Regions from separate parts of the Homo sapiens genome. Here region 2 is linked to region 1. Evidence: chromatin contacts called from ENCODE Hi-C data. All regions are on one chromosome and are shown on one strand. The core of a region is the stretch at or near the end of the contact, and the rest is flanking DNA. Distances in the headings are between cores, read along the strand shown.

Evidence for each region. A loop is a pair of places that touch in the nucleus more often than their neighbours do. Pooled maps may share reads with other maps.
Region 2: a map with no recorded cell type shows a loop between it and region 1 (27-fold over the local background). The contact joins two enhancer-like sites. A Hi-C loop is called at or near these places in 3 of 37 single-sample maps with no recorded cell type and 3 of 50 pooled maps.

Annotation. Positions count from the first base shown.
Region 1 is chr7:120,397,181-120,403,825 of GRCh38, reverse strand. The region is part of intron 1 of KCND2 (potassium voltage-gated channel subfamily D member 2); the gene reads right to left. Among named protein-coding and RNA genes, the nearest start is that of KCND2, 130 kb to the right of the region's middle. Within about 2 kb of position 1,250, at least 5 of the 41 ENCODE cell types and tissues checked have a DNase peak (open chromatin) inside an H3K27ac peak, as active enhancers do.
Region 2 is chr7:121,525,970-121,533,601 of GRCh38, reverse strand. No RefSeq gene overlaps it. Among named protein-coding and RNA genes, the nearest start is that of FAM3C, 130 kb to the right of the region's middle. Within about 2 kb of position 3,166, at least 10 of the 41 ENCODE cell types and tissues checked have a DNase peak (open chromatin) inside an H3K27ac peak, as active enhancers do.

The sequences.
Region 1 (6,645 bases), core at 1-2,500:
AAAACAGTCATTGTTTATATCTGGAAAAAACATTTTAAAATGTCACTCTGATCAATAAAATTAGACATATGTGTTGTTATATAAATGTATTTTCTTCCCCAAAATTATTTACTTGTATTTCATGTTGTTTTAATTAAATTAAAAATTTGAATGTGAAATTGTTTTCAATTATAAGTCTTACGTTAAAAAAAAAAATCACCTGGCATGGTGGCTCATGCCAGTAATCCCAGTACTTTGGGAGGCCTAGGCAGGTGGATCATTTGAGGTCAGAAGTTTGAGACCAGCCTGACCACATGATGAGACCCTGCCTCTTTTAAAAAGACCAAAAAAAAAAAAAAAAAAATTAGCCGGGCCTGGTAGCCATCGCCTGTAATTCCAGCTACCAGGAGGCTGAGGCAGGAGAATTGCTTGAACACGGGAGGCAGAGGTTGCAGTAAGCCATGATCGCACCACTTTACCCCAGCCTGGGTGACCGAGGGAGACTCTGTCTATAAAAGAAAAAAAAAAAAAACATGAATAATAGGGTGATTTGACTAAATTTCTGGGCCAATCTGTAGCTGCCATCTCTTCAGACATCTTCTTAGCTGGCAGAGGGAGAAGAGTATCCTCTTCTCTCAGTCACAAATTCTCTCTTTTAGGAACTTGGAATTGGGATTAAGATATTATAATTTGGTTTGGGTTAATCCCTGGAAGGGAGAATTTGTCAACTCTTGGGAGCTTGGGAGCTTTGGCTAAGTCATCTTTACATATGGACAATGCAGGAGAGAAAGCCAGACTGTGGAAAGCAAAAACGTTTAAAGTTCAGACACATTGTTATGTAAGTTCAGTATCTTCTGTATTTCCAGTTATGCTTCCCAAGTTTACTTATTACATACCAGTCCCATTATACATTCTTGGCTTAAAGGATTGAATATCTATTCTGTCACTCAACAGTAATAATATAAGGAGATTTTAAAAGAAGATGTTTAATCTTCATTAAGATTTTAACCTTATCTACTGCAAGCTCCCTTGGTCTAATCATCTATTCAAAATATGTAGATTATGTAAGCAAACTATGTCAAAAAGATAATATAAAATTAAATATTTGCAGGTTCATTTTAAGTCCCTGGGAACATTTTTAAAAGTACACTGGAATTTATTATCAAAGTTCTTCCTGTAAGAAACAAAATGAATCATCTTTAGAGGGAAATGAAAAATTTCACTCTCAGGTACAGAAGCATGTGACTAATACTCTGAAAATAGCAACTAGCTTGGCAATAACCAAAGAAAGAAACTACTGCAACATTAATCCACATAGTGTAACTGACTTGATACTGCCTCCTTCAATATCTTTCATATCTTAAGATAATATCCACTATCGCCTGCTTCAACTGAGAAAAAAAAGTTAAAAAAATTAAAAACAACAACACTTAGGTCAGAAAATAAATGTTTATCGTTTTCAAAAGCTGGAATGCATTCAGTTACTACAATCATTCCGTTGTACTCCCCGTTCTTTGTTTTCTTAGCATCCTTTTTTGTGGGGGAAGGGATGCACATGGGAAGCTTCCTTAATTTAAGTTCCTTTCATCTGAAGATTTCAAAAGCTTTGCTGATGGCTATTATTTACAGTAGCTGAGTAAATGGGAGCACAGAGCCAATGGGAAGCTATAACTATTCTATAAATGAAATACAAAGCATTAGAATCTTGTTAAAACAAGTCAAGATGTAAAATGTCTTAGGCATTCTGCTTCATTCTGAACTCATTTTCCGTTTGTTAAAGCAATTCACCATTTTGTCACCCTTTTCTTACATTCTTATAACAATAACAATTTTGGTTACTTATTCAGAAATATTGAGCCATCGGGCCCTAATTTTGTTTTTAGAAATTAAGCCCAGCTGATGTACTACCAATGAGGATATACTTAAAAAGAGTGGTGGGGTATGTATAACAGTATGACATGCAATTTCAATGTGCTTTAGGATATAAGTTATTCAGAGAGAAAGAAAGGATAGAAAAATAAGTCTTAGACTCAAAATTGATGGAAAACTGAATACAGGAAAGTGCTACTATAGGAAAGGGATAGAATAACAAAGCAAATCTACAACAAGATAATTTTGGACAGAAGGCTACTAAGACAACAGATGAGGAGAAGAGTTGTGTCAGAGGCAGAAATGTGTGGCTAAAGATGGGGGGAAGAGGACTGACGCCTTATAAACACAGTAATATTTCTAATAATGAAATATCTATCAAAGCTTTTGAAAGCCACAGCTCCCATACCTGGTCAATCATCAAAATCACCTAAATAGCTCATATATATGGATTCCCACTGTGTGCTCCCTAGAAATACTGATTTAGTAGAACTGGCTCAGAGTCCATAAATTTGTACAGTATTTTTAAAAGGTTTTATGGTGAATTAGAAAGTATAAATGTTTTAGATGTAACTTTCCACAATGGGCAGTACCTCAAAAGCATATCTAACTCTGGGAACAGCACATACTTCCCTAGTTCCCATTTACTAACATGAAAAAGGCAGCTTAAAATAGGAACTGAAAAAAGACAGGTTTGTCTTGAGATTAGATGTCACACTCAGGCCGTTTTTTGATGTCAGTACAGCTGCATGGTCTGTATCTTGAGATGCTACCGTGCTATCTGTCCTAGATTTTTTGCTCCCTGCTTTTCTCTCAGTTTGAACCATGGGATAGTGACACCAAATGCAGTCCAATTGGAACACTGGATCCATAGGCTGTCCTGTAATCTGTCCATATTACCAAATTTGTCTTTTACCTTCTACTCATGCTGACCTCACAAATCTAAGAGGCACAGAATCAGAGAAGTTACCAGAGTGCCCCATGGTCACTTTAGGTCTTCTTCTTCTTTTTTTTTTTTAATAGTACATGCAGTGCTCATTTAATTTGACCCTCTTTATTCACAATCAATTAACACTTAATTGCCCAAAGATTTGCTAAAGGTTATCTGAATCAAGAAGTTTTCTTGATCTCATTAGTGTTATTTATATCAATATTTTTAAAGAGTGATCTTTGCTCCAAATGAGAAACACTGGTGTCCTTGTTAGATGCACAGTCACAGACTGCATAGCCTACTGAATTAGAATCTATGTGTGCAGGAGTTAGATATCTGCATTTTAAAATGAAGTTCTGCACATAACTTCTATGCACATTAAAGTTTGAGGATTGTTGGTAAACACAGTGGTAGTTTAATTGATTAAATAATTATTTACTTTAATTGATTAAATAATTATTTACTTTATTAATTGATTTCACAAACAATTTGTTGCTTTCTAGGAGCCAGTCATTTAACAGGCTATGGGAGTATAAAGACAGTTTGAAAAAAGTGTATTACCTTCCAGTGGGAAAGACAGACAATCAATAGATACACATGGAAACGTGTTACTTTCAGTTCTGGTGATTCTGAAAAGTTGTTTGATAGCTGAGTAACTTTAGTGACATGACTTTGCTTTATTGGAGTATGGTTGTTTGCTGTTTAGTTTATAGTGAAAAAAAGTCATAAAATACATTTTTTAAAATTTTCTCCAAGGAGCCTAAAGTACTCCTCCTTATTGTAGAACCCTTTTGCATTCAGATATTTAAATATGGCATATGTGTTAATATACAAATTGTTGTGTTCAAGTGTAACCTAAAAAGTCAAAACAAAAGAGTCATGTTAATAGTCAAAATGCTTTGACCCCTATTTTTGCTGCTGTTCCGTAAGGCATTATAACATGTTTTGAAATAATATAATTGAGTTTTGGTGTTTCATGGACACAATGTCACTGAAATTTTAATTTATAAAATTAGTTAGAGGCCGGGTGCGGTGGCTCATGCCTGTAATCCCAGCACTTTGGGAGGCTAAGGCAAGAGAATCACATGAGGTCAGGAGTTTGAGACCAGCCTGGGCAACATGGTCAAACTCTGTCTCTGCTAAAAATATGAAAATTTGTCAGGCGTGGTGGCAGGCACCTGTACTTCCAGCTACTCAGGAGGCTGAGGCAGGAGAATTGCTTGAACCTGGGAGGCCAAGGTTATAGTGAGCCGAGATCACACCACTGCATTCCAGCCAGGGTGACACAAGGAGATTCTGTTTCAAATGAATAAATAAATAAATAAATAAATAAATAAATAAATAAGGTAAAAATAAAATTAGCTAGGGTTAAATTATTGGATAAATATATATGAAAATTATTACGTGAAGAATAACATTATAAAAAACAAATCTTTGAAGCATCTACACATTATTTATTGTTAACTATTTCCAAATGTTTAAGTGGAGTTTTTGGAAACATGGGAAATTTTAATACAATGATCACAATACTATATAGAGAGAAGTTAAAGGTTTTATATCAGATTACATAAATGACAGGATAGCTAACATTTTTTATTTTTAAGTAGTAAAAGTAAAACCTATATTTTCTCAAATGCAAGATGCCCTTTGTTTTTTTCCTCTAATGTTTTTTTCTCTATGTTTTTTTCTCTTATGTAATGTAAGAACCATGAATACACCATAAACTCTGATGACAGAGTCTGATCCCATGTTGTCAGGGAGACGATATAATGTGATGAATGCTATAATAGTTATCACTGAGCCAAATACGCTGTTACAACTACCAATCATTAAATATCATATTAAATATAAAATATTTAAAAATATTATGCTTCTACTATATAGTATATACAATAGCCAACACTAAAGGGAATACAAGATGAATAAAGGCCTTATGTCCTGTAAGCTGATGAGACAAAGACATACGTATTATAATTTAAGATAATGTAAAGTGGGTGTTAAGAGGAAGTACAAGCAAAGAGCGCAAAAGGTGAGATTGGCTTCAGCTGGAGTGATTTAAAAAAGGCTTTATGGAGGGGAGAGAACTGGGCAGCGTAACAAGCTGGTTGGTTTATCAGCTTCTCTTCATTTTCACCACGTCTAAGACATGGCCTCTATCCTATGACCTACTCTAACAGTTTCCCTATTGTTTTCTTGCCACCAGTTTCTCCTCTACTTTAGTCCATTAAGGGTACTTTCCTTGTACAAACATTTTGTCACTCCTTTATTGAAAAACTTTTTCTCACTTTTTGCACAAATTACTGAACTTCTTAGCAAGGTGTGGGTGACTCCACATTCAAGGTAGACACAAAACATACTTCTGACTACCACCTCATTTCATTAAAAACAAAACAAATCAAACAAAAACACCTTTTACTGTTTGCATTGTATATCTTTGCATTTTGACAAATTCCTACTTACACTAGTAGAGCTCGATCAAATACTATTTTTTCTGTAAAGCCTCCACAAACTTCCCCACTCACTCCCTCTAGAGACACTTCATTCAGGCATCTCTTGCAGCCATTTTATAGAAGTGAATCTGTTTTATGTAAACATATTCTGCACAGACACAAAGTTGAGATAATGGCCTACTGGTCTTTGTATCCTAGTCATCTAGCACAGTGCCTGGAAAATAGTAGGTGCTCAGTAAATAATTTTTTAAAAAGGTGAATGAATTAATGATCATAGAAGAGAAGCTTCATATGATTTCCAAGATAATTCTCAATATATATTTTTGCTATTTTTCATTTACAAGATGTATTAGTTCTTATTTTCTATTATCACTTCTATGAGGTCATTGTCATCTTACTGTTAAATATATATATATGTGTGTGTGTGTGTGTGTATATATGTATATACATATAAAATCTCCTAGTATTGCCATGCTATGCATTCAGAACGTAGCCAACTTTACAACCAGCTAGCTGAAATTTAATTAACTAAAACATATTTGGCTGGAAAAAGAGCAAATATATATATATATATATATATATATATATATATATATATATACACACACACACACACACACACACTTATATACACACACATATAGTTATGTATATGTACTTTTTTTCAAAATTGTACAAGTCCTTGGAAACAGCAATCAATTTTTAGGAATTTAGGAATTTGCTAACAGTAAATAATTTAAATTGTTTAACTCTATATTTACTACACAAATATATTTAAATAGGTAGAAAAGTAAAACATCTGAAATATCTTACCAATATGACAATATAGAAAAATATTTAATCATATGGGGAACAATGTTAATTATATATTGTTAAGTAAACTGTAGGTTACAAAATTCATCTAACAGAAATGCTAAATCTACAACCTGAATATACACTTCCTGTCGCTTTTTACTGGACTTTGGCCTTGATCATCAAGTAAACAGAGCAACAAAAATTATGATTCAGCTGTTAATCAATACATTTTAAAGAAATTGAAGAATATTATTAAACTTAGCAAAATGTAGAAGTGACTTATAATACTACAATTGAGAACTTTAAAGTCAATAACTTTGGGAGGCTCATCATACATGCAGAATAAAGAAACAATCCTTATGATTTCTAACTTTTTAATCCATACCTTGTAGTTGTGGCCAAAAGACCTTAACTATATCAGTGGAGTAAGTGAAAGTAGCATCAACTACCGACCAGATAAGTGGAGAATTTGTTGATATTTGTAATCATACCTACCAGGGACTGTAGAAATATTCTTGGGTATATTTTGCTTCTTACTGAAATGACATTTTCTATTTTGATGAATGAGTTTAATGGAAGACACCAAACTGAACTTGATTTGTGCTAATATTAGTTGTTTAA
Region 2 (7,632 bases), core at 1,917-4,416, 1.1 Mb before region 1:
ACCTGTAATCCCAGCACTTTGGGAGGCCAAGGTGGGTGGATCTCTTGAGGTCAGGCGTTTGAGACCAGCCTGGCCAACATGGTGAAACCCCATCTCCACTAAAAATACAAAAAATAGCCAGGCGTGGTAGTGAGTGCCTGTAGTCCCTCTTACTCAGGAGGCTGAGGCAAGAGGATCACTTGAACCTAGGAGGCGGAGATTGTGGTGAACCAAGATCGTGCCACTGCACTCCAGACTGGGCAAGAGAGCGAGACTCTGTCTCAATTAAAAAATTAAAAGAAATAAAACCTTTAGGAAGAAATATCAAGTTTACACAGACTTGTAGACAAATAGAGGAGGAAAAGTCACTTTCCAATTCATATTATGGGGAAAGAGTAACCTTGATACTAAAACTATATATGGACATTACGAAAAAGGAAATTAGAAACCAATAGCACTCATAAACATAAGCATAAAAATATATTTCCAAACCAAATTCATTAATTTATAAAAAGAATAATACAATGTATCTAATTATGGTTTAATTCAGTAATACAAGATTGATGTGATAGTTTAAAAATGTAACACATTAACAAGTTAAAGAAAAATCATGTGAGCATTTCGATAGATGCCAAAAATGTGTTTGACAAAATTCAATATCAATTAAAAATTGTTTTAAAACTCCCAGCTAACTCTAAATAGAGAGAGTTTCCAATCTGTTCAAAGGCATTTGCAAATAAACAAAACCCCTAAAAGCATAGAAAACATTTATACCTAACTGTGAAAGGATACTTCCCTTTCAGTATTGGATACAAGGAAAGGATGGCCACTCCAACCACTTATATTGAGTGTTAGACTTTAGAGACTCACTATGGTATAGCGCGGGGCTCTCTCTCTGCTTGGAGTACTTCTGTAATGCATCTAGCCTGCTGACCCAGGTAGGCCTTTGTCTGCTGAAACTTTAGCCAATGTGCATTCAGAACATCTATACCTACCCCCTAATGTGGAATAATGAGACTTCAGGGGACTCCATATAATGCACTACTTCTCTGTTTTTAGGTTATCCCCAATAAAACCTATATTATATCTGTATTTTGTTTGTGATACGTTTGCGTGGATACTGAATATATCCTGGAATTTATTCATACATATTTTAAACAAACATATTCTAAATGATGTTTATGAAAATTTATTACATGTATTATTTTTAGTAATAACAAAATATCAAAAATAAATAACTGCTCAGTAATAGAGTGCTGGTTAAATAAAGTAGGTATATCCAACAAATAGAGTGTTAGTCATAAAAAATCAAGAAATTCATTGTGTAACATGTAATGATCTCCAAGATACAATCGTAAGTGAAAGAACAATGCAAAGAAAACTATATAATTGAAAAATAAGGGATAGAGATAGGCAGATAGATATGTATTTATTTGTATATGCATAACATATCTCTGTAAGGATAAACAAAAGGAGTTCAGTATTAGTTAATTCTAGAGCAGGGAATTTGTTGCCAGAGTAACAATATGGAAGGGAGATTTTTGTTATACCTTTTCTTCCTTTCGAATGTTGAACCATCTTAACGTATTAACTAACCCAAAATGAAATCCAGTTTAAATTTAAAAAAATCTCGTTGCTGTGAATCACAGTAACATTTAGTTCTGTCCATGTAGTTCTATACCTAGCACATGGGATATCTCCTGCTGTTATGCATAAGATAGGTTGAAATGTGATAATGGGATTAGAATCTAGACAAGGGGATAGGATAGTGCAGACACAGATGATGACAATGAATGTTATGTGCCAAGTTCCACGACACAGTAAAAAAAATCTTTAATTTATATGAGTCAGACTTGAAGTCTCTTATGTGCAAAGCTGTGCTGAAAAGACATGTCGTAGGGACAGTTCTACAACCCCACCTTTCTTCCCTTGCCGCTACATGCCTGTCTTCCTGCTTAATCCTGCTGCCATGTAAAAACAGCTGCCTCTCACTTGTCCCCCACTTGACCTTATTTTATCTGATGCTTTAAAATCCCATTTCACGCAGTCAAAGCTAGCAAAGAAGATAAAGCAGGATTTAGAAGAAGATGGATAATAGAAGGGAAAGGAAGAAAAGCTTTCCTGTGATAAAAATCTGGAAATCTAACCACCAAATTGTAACGTAATTTATATGGGAAAATTCATTTTTGTTTTCTACACAACCAGAACATCAATAAAACACTTTGAAAGGTAACCTGTTTGTAAATTGAGGAACTTCTATGCTTATACTTCCACATGGAGGCATGAAGACTGAGTCACAACGGCAAAAAAAAAAAAAAAACTCCTCAAGATTGATACTTAGACCCATTTAGCAAGGAGGCCTTCTTTTTCTTGAAAATAAATATTATATTGAATTCCATTTACGTATAGTTAATGCTGGCCAGTTTGTGGAGATTGTGGAAAAGCAAAAAAAAAAAAAAAAATGTTAGCACAGGCTTCAAGGGACAATTCTAAAGACCTTCAAGACAGTGACTTCAAGTAGCTTTTTTCCCTCATCTATCACTGACACAAAAATATGTGAAACAGATGGTGGTTCTTGGCTATATATAGTTTTTGTTGAAACTTGTTAAAAACAGTTTGGATCATGATTAAGAAATCTTACCACCTCTTAGCTGAAACATACCCCAAGGTTTTTCTTAGAAGGTGTTAGAAAGGCAGCTGATGATTATAGTCAATGTTTCCTTCTTCTACAAATAAAAAAAAATCTAAAACCACCAATGGCCTTCTGGATACAAGCAAATAAATACACAAAATCAAAGACAACTGGGAGATGTTCATAACTAGTCTAGTTTTTTTATTGAATAAACAGCTGTACTTTGGGTTATTGACATACATATACATTATATGAACTCTTACTTTGACTTAACTTTTTTCTTGCATGAGTCATTGTAGTCATTAGACTGTTTACTGTTTCCTGTTTTGCCCTCCTGGGTGCTGAGTAGATTGACACGTCTTTGCTCCCTTGTGTTTGAATGGGGCTGTGTGATTCATTTGAGCCAGAGAGTTGTGAACAGTGTGTGGTGTGGCTCCCCTGGGCCTGTGCACTTAAGTACCAATGCCAGACCGCAAAAAATTTTTTGTTCCTTTGTCACATTAACCAGAAACAAGTAAGATAGTGGCCACTCTTGCAGCTGAGTTCCTTGACTGACCACAAGAAGCAAAGTTTCATTACCGAACTGTCGTGGACATGCATCAGGAGTGAGAAATAAAGCTGTATTGTTTTAAGCCCTGAAAGTTTTTAGTTTGTTTATTACTGTAGTGTAATCTAGCTTACCCTGACTGATACAGATCATGCTGAAGTCACTGGCAATAAAGCAACAGCCAATGACTTGCCAATGGAAAGGCAGAGAAAAGGAAGGTCTATTCCCAGAGAGAGCATTGCTTTTTCCACGTGAAACAGGACAAAAAAGCAAACAAACAACAAAACAAAAAACAAGTATTCCCAGGCATATATCTGCAATGCTACAGCTGTCCTTTAAGAATGACTCTCTTAATTATGCTCTCGTGATTGCCAAAACATAGAAGCCACTGGAACGAATTTGAGTAAAAAGGATTATGGGATCATTAGGATCTCATAAGTGAAGAAAATCTTAGGAGGTGGAGGAAAAAAACATTAAAAGAAAAACACGTAAGAAAATTAGAGAACCAGTTCAGGAAGTTGACTGGGATTTCTACAAGAAAGAAAAATGAAGGAGATAAATTAGGAATTAAATATAGTTTTCTAGAAATGAAGTTTTTAAAATTTCAGATTGAAAAAAATCCACTGAATTCTCTGCATAAAGATTGAAACCTAACAAGATACACCATGCTGAAATATCAGAATACTGGTGACCACGAGAGGATTCTAAAAAGTCTAGGAGAAACAGGGGTAGGAAGAAAGAAACTGAGAGAGAGGAAAAAGAAAGAAAGGAATGAAGGAAGGAGAAGAGAGAAAGGGAGAAGAAGAGAGGGAGGGAGGAAGGATGGAAGGAAAAAAGAAAGGAAGGAAGGAAGGAAGGAAGATTTCTGACAAAGCATCAATAATCATAATGCATTCTGTATTAGGATGGCATTAGGTGTTGTGTAAAATAGAATCAAACTATAAAATAGCTCAAACATATTAGTTTATTTCTTGTTCAGGTAAAAATCCAAAGTTTCTAGTTAATGGGCAGTTTTTATTTAGTACATCAGGGACTAAGGAACTTTCTTATATTGGGGGTTTCTGTTCTCTAGAATGTCATTATCACCACATTCAGCTGGAAAAATGGTGGGGGGAAGTATGTAGGAAACGTATTATTTTCTTAAAGCCTTTGATCAAGAAGAAAACACGTCACTTTTACTAAAACTGCATTAATACCAGAGCAATCATAACTATAAGCAAGGCTGAAAAAATGCAGCATTGTTGTGCAACATGGAATAAGAGGGACAGGATTTTTAGTGACTAGCCAGCAGTGTAGAGGGAGTAAGAAGGCCCAGTGAGTTCACTAGCAGTAAAGAGGGCTGGTTTCCTTTAGGATCTAAGAAAATAAAATGATGCTTCTGTGCAGGTGTGCAACTGTGCAATAAAAAGAGCATCAAATAGTAAAAGTTTGCGATGCTTGCTTGGAACTGAATCATTTTGATATGACTAATTAGGAAATATGGCTTCATGTGTATTATTATACTGGCACCTGCTGGGTGATATAAATTTGGTGGGTCTCTTTAGGGATATGTTGGCAATACTCCCTTTCTTGGAAAATGCTTAAGGAAGCTTCAGCTGGAAAGGAGACTCTCATGGGGATCCTGAGACACATGAGATTCTGGTTACCATCTTTGCATCTTTTTCTATCAAACAAACCACACTCTACAGCAATATCTGGAGTAGTGCTTCTGTCCTGTGACAAGAGTGGAGAATTATCTTCACATTTTCACCTGGAATGTATTTCTACCCTACAATTTAGTACTCTGCCAAATTACCAATTACACATGAGAATAGAATAAAGACATTTCCACATATGCAGTTTCAAAACTTTTTCTACCCATTGGCCCTTTCTCAGAGATATTTTGGAGGATGTTTTCTACCAAATTGAGGGAGTACGCCAAGAAAGAGGAAGACATAGGACACAGAAAATGGCTGATCCCTTCCAAGAGATAAAGAGAATTCCCAGGACGTCTGCTATTAAAAAGCCTCTGAAAGAAATATCTCTCAAGAAAGGAAATCAGTATATTTCTGGGTGTGTTTAAATGGTTGACATAAGATTTACACATCTAGAGGAGGAAAATTAGTGACAAGTAAGTGGAAGTTCATAGAACAAAAAATGGCACAAAATAAATCTCTAGTACAGACAATTGCTATTCTTCCTCCTTTCTTCTCTTCTCCCCACACATTCCTCCTTTTGTCCTCTTTCAATTGCTCCATCCTCCTCCTCTCTTTCTTACATCCTTCACTTTCTGCTGTATTCTTCAAATAATTTGAGATGCTTTATATGACATACATGCAAACACTAAAGGATAAAACAAAAACTGAGAAAGTTGGAGTAAAGGGGAACAATAAGTGCAAAAAACAATTAAATAAAACTAATTATTACCTCAGCCATGCAGAGGTAGAAAGTAGGAATTGGGAAGGCTTGCAAACAAGTCTCGCCAGAAAGTTCCAATGCCTATACCAGTTGTTTATTGAGGGTGTCCATTTTATTTTCTGTGACGATCACCTCATAATCAGAAAGAATGAGCCCAGGAGTGAGATTGGAGTTGGTCTTATTGCAGGTGAATGAGGAGCCTGTGGCCATCAGGCATGAAGTGAGATCCCCTCCTCTACACAATGCCAAGTTCTCTGTAAGGATCAAGAACCTTAGCAGCAGCTGAGAAAAGGGTCAATAAATATGTTTTAATCAGTAACATCTATATTTTATATGAAAATATAAATACACATGTGTTTTATTATTTTATACTTTGTCTAACTGGTGACATTTTGAGAGGTATTTATATTTCTCCATCTCAAATGTTTGTCAGTGATTTTGCTTATGATATATTCCTACAGGATGTATTTGGATTGATTGTGATATATATTAAATACATATATAAGAACATCAAGTTCAATGATATAATCATATAAAATAAGATAAGAAAAATGTGGTGCTCATTCTTAGCTCACAGGGTCTCATGGCTCATTTGCCCTTTTGTTAAATTAAAGGCAACACAGTCCAGTGAATTGTGCATAGACATGATAACCAACATCCTTGAATGAAAATCTTTGCTCTAAAAATTAATAAATATATTACTTTCAATTTTTTAAGGAAGGAGCTTAGGTTGTTTGAGCCTCAGTTTCCTTCCCTATAGAAGTAGGGATGATGACAGCAATCCCTATGAGTTTCTGTAATGATAAAAAGAGAACACTGACCTCTAGATGGGCACAGAAAAAATGGTAGTTATTATATCCATGGAAATGCTAAACACTCTCCACCCTCTGTCTTCTATCTTTCCCATGCATATTTAATAAGAATACTTCTTTTGTACCTGAAATGTACATTTTTAAATGTCCAAATTCATTTATATATGAGCATGTATGTTGTAGGAAAGACCTTCCCATTTTAACTAAGTGACCTATGATAGATTAGCGGTGAAACCACTAACCGTCCCCCCAAATATGTTTAACTATTTTGTGGCCATACTGCCACCCTTGAAGTTAGCTAAGTAGACCATGTGACTATGTTCTCCCAGCTGCAATGTGAGAAATGATATGGGCCACTTTCAACCAGAAAATATGCCCATTGTGCTACTCTTAGCTCTTTTTCTTTTTCAAGATAACTGCAGTGGTAACTATCAGGCTGTGATGGTTAATACTGTTTGTCAACTTGATTGGACTGAAGGATGCAAAATACTGATCCTGGGTGTGTCTGTGAGGGTGTTGCCAAAGGAGATTAACATTTGAGTCAGTGGGCTGGGGAAAGCAGACCCACCCCTAATCTGGCGGGCACCGTCTAATCAGCTGCCAGCAAATATAAAGCAGGCAGAAAAACGTGAAAAGGAGAGACTGGCCTAGCCTCCCAGCCTACATCTTTCTCCCGTGCTGGATGCTTCCTGACCTCGAATATCAGACTCCAGGTTCTTCAATTTTGATAACTAGGACTGGCTCTCTTTGCTTCTCAGCTTGCAGACAGCCTATTGTAGGACCTTGTGATCATGTAAGTTAATACTTAATAATTATTAAGTATTATTAATACTTAATAATTATTAAGTATTATTAATACATACTTAATAATTATTAAGTATTAATAATACTTAAGTTAATACTTAATAACTTAATACTTAATAACTTAATAAATATACTTTATATATGTGTATATATGTGTATATATATACACATATATATACACATATATATACACACATATATGTGTGTGTGTATATATATATATATATATATATATATATATCCTATCAGTCCTGTCCCTCTAGAGAACCCTGACTAATACACAGGCTGATAATAAAATTGATATTTTTAGGATGACATAGTCATCATCAGTCTGGATCTTCAATGATTGTGTGGAGAAAGTACACCCTACTGAACTAAATACCTCCCAGGATTGCTAAGTGAGAAATGGATGGTATTTATCCATTGATATTTTATGGTCACCAAATGGGCTAACCTTCCAA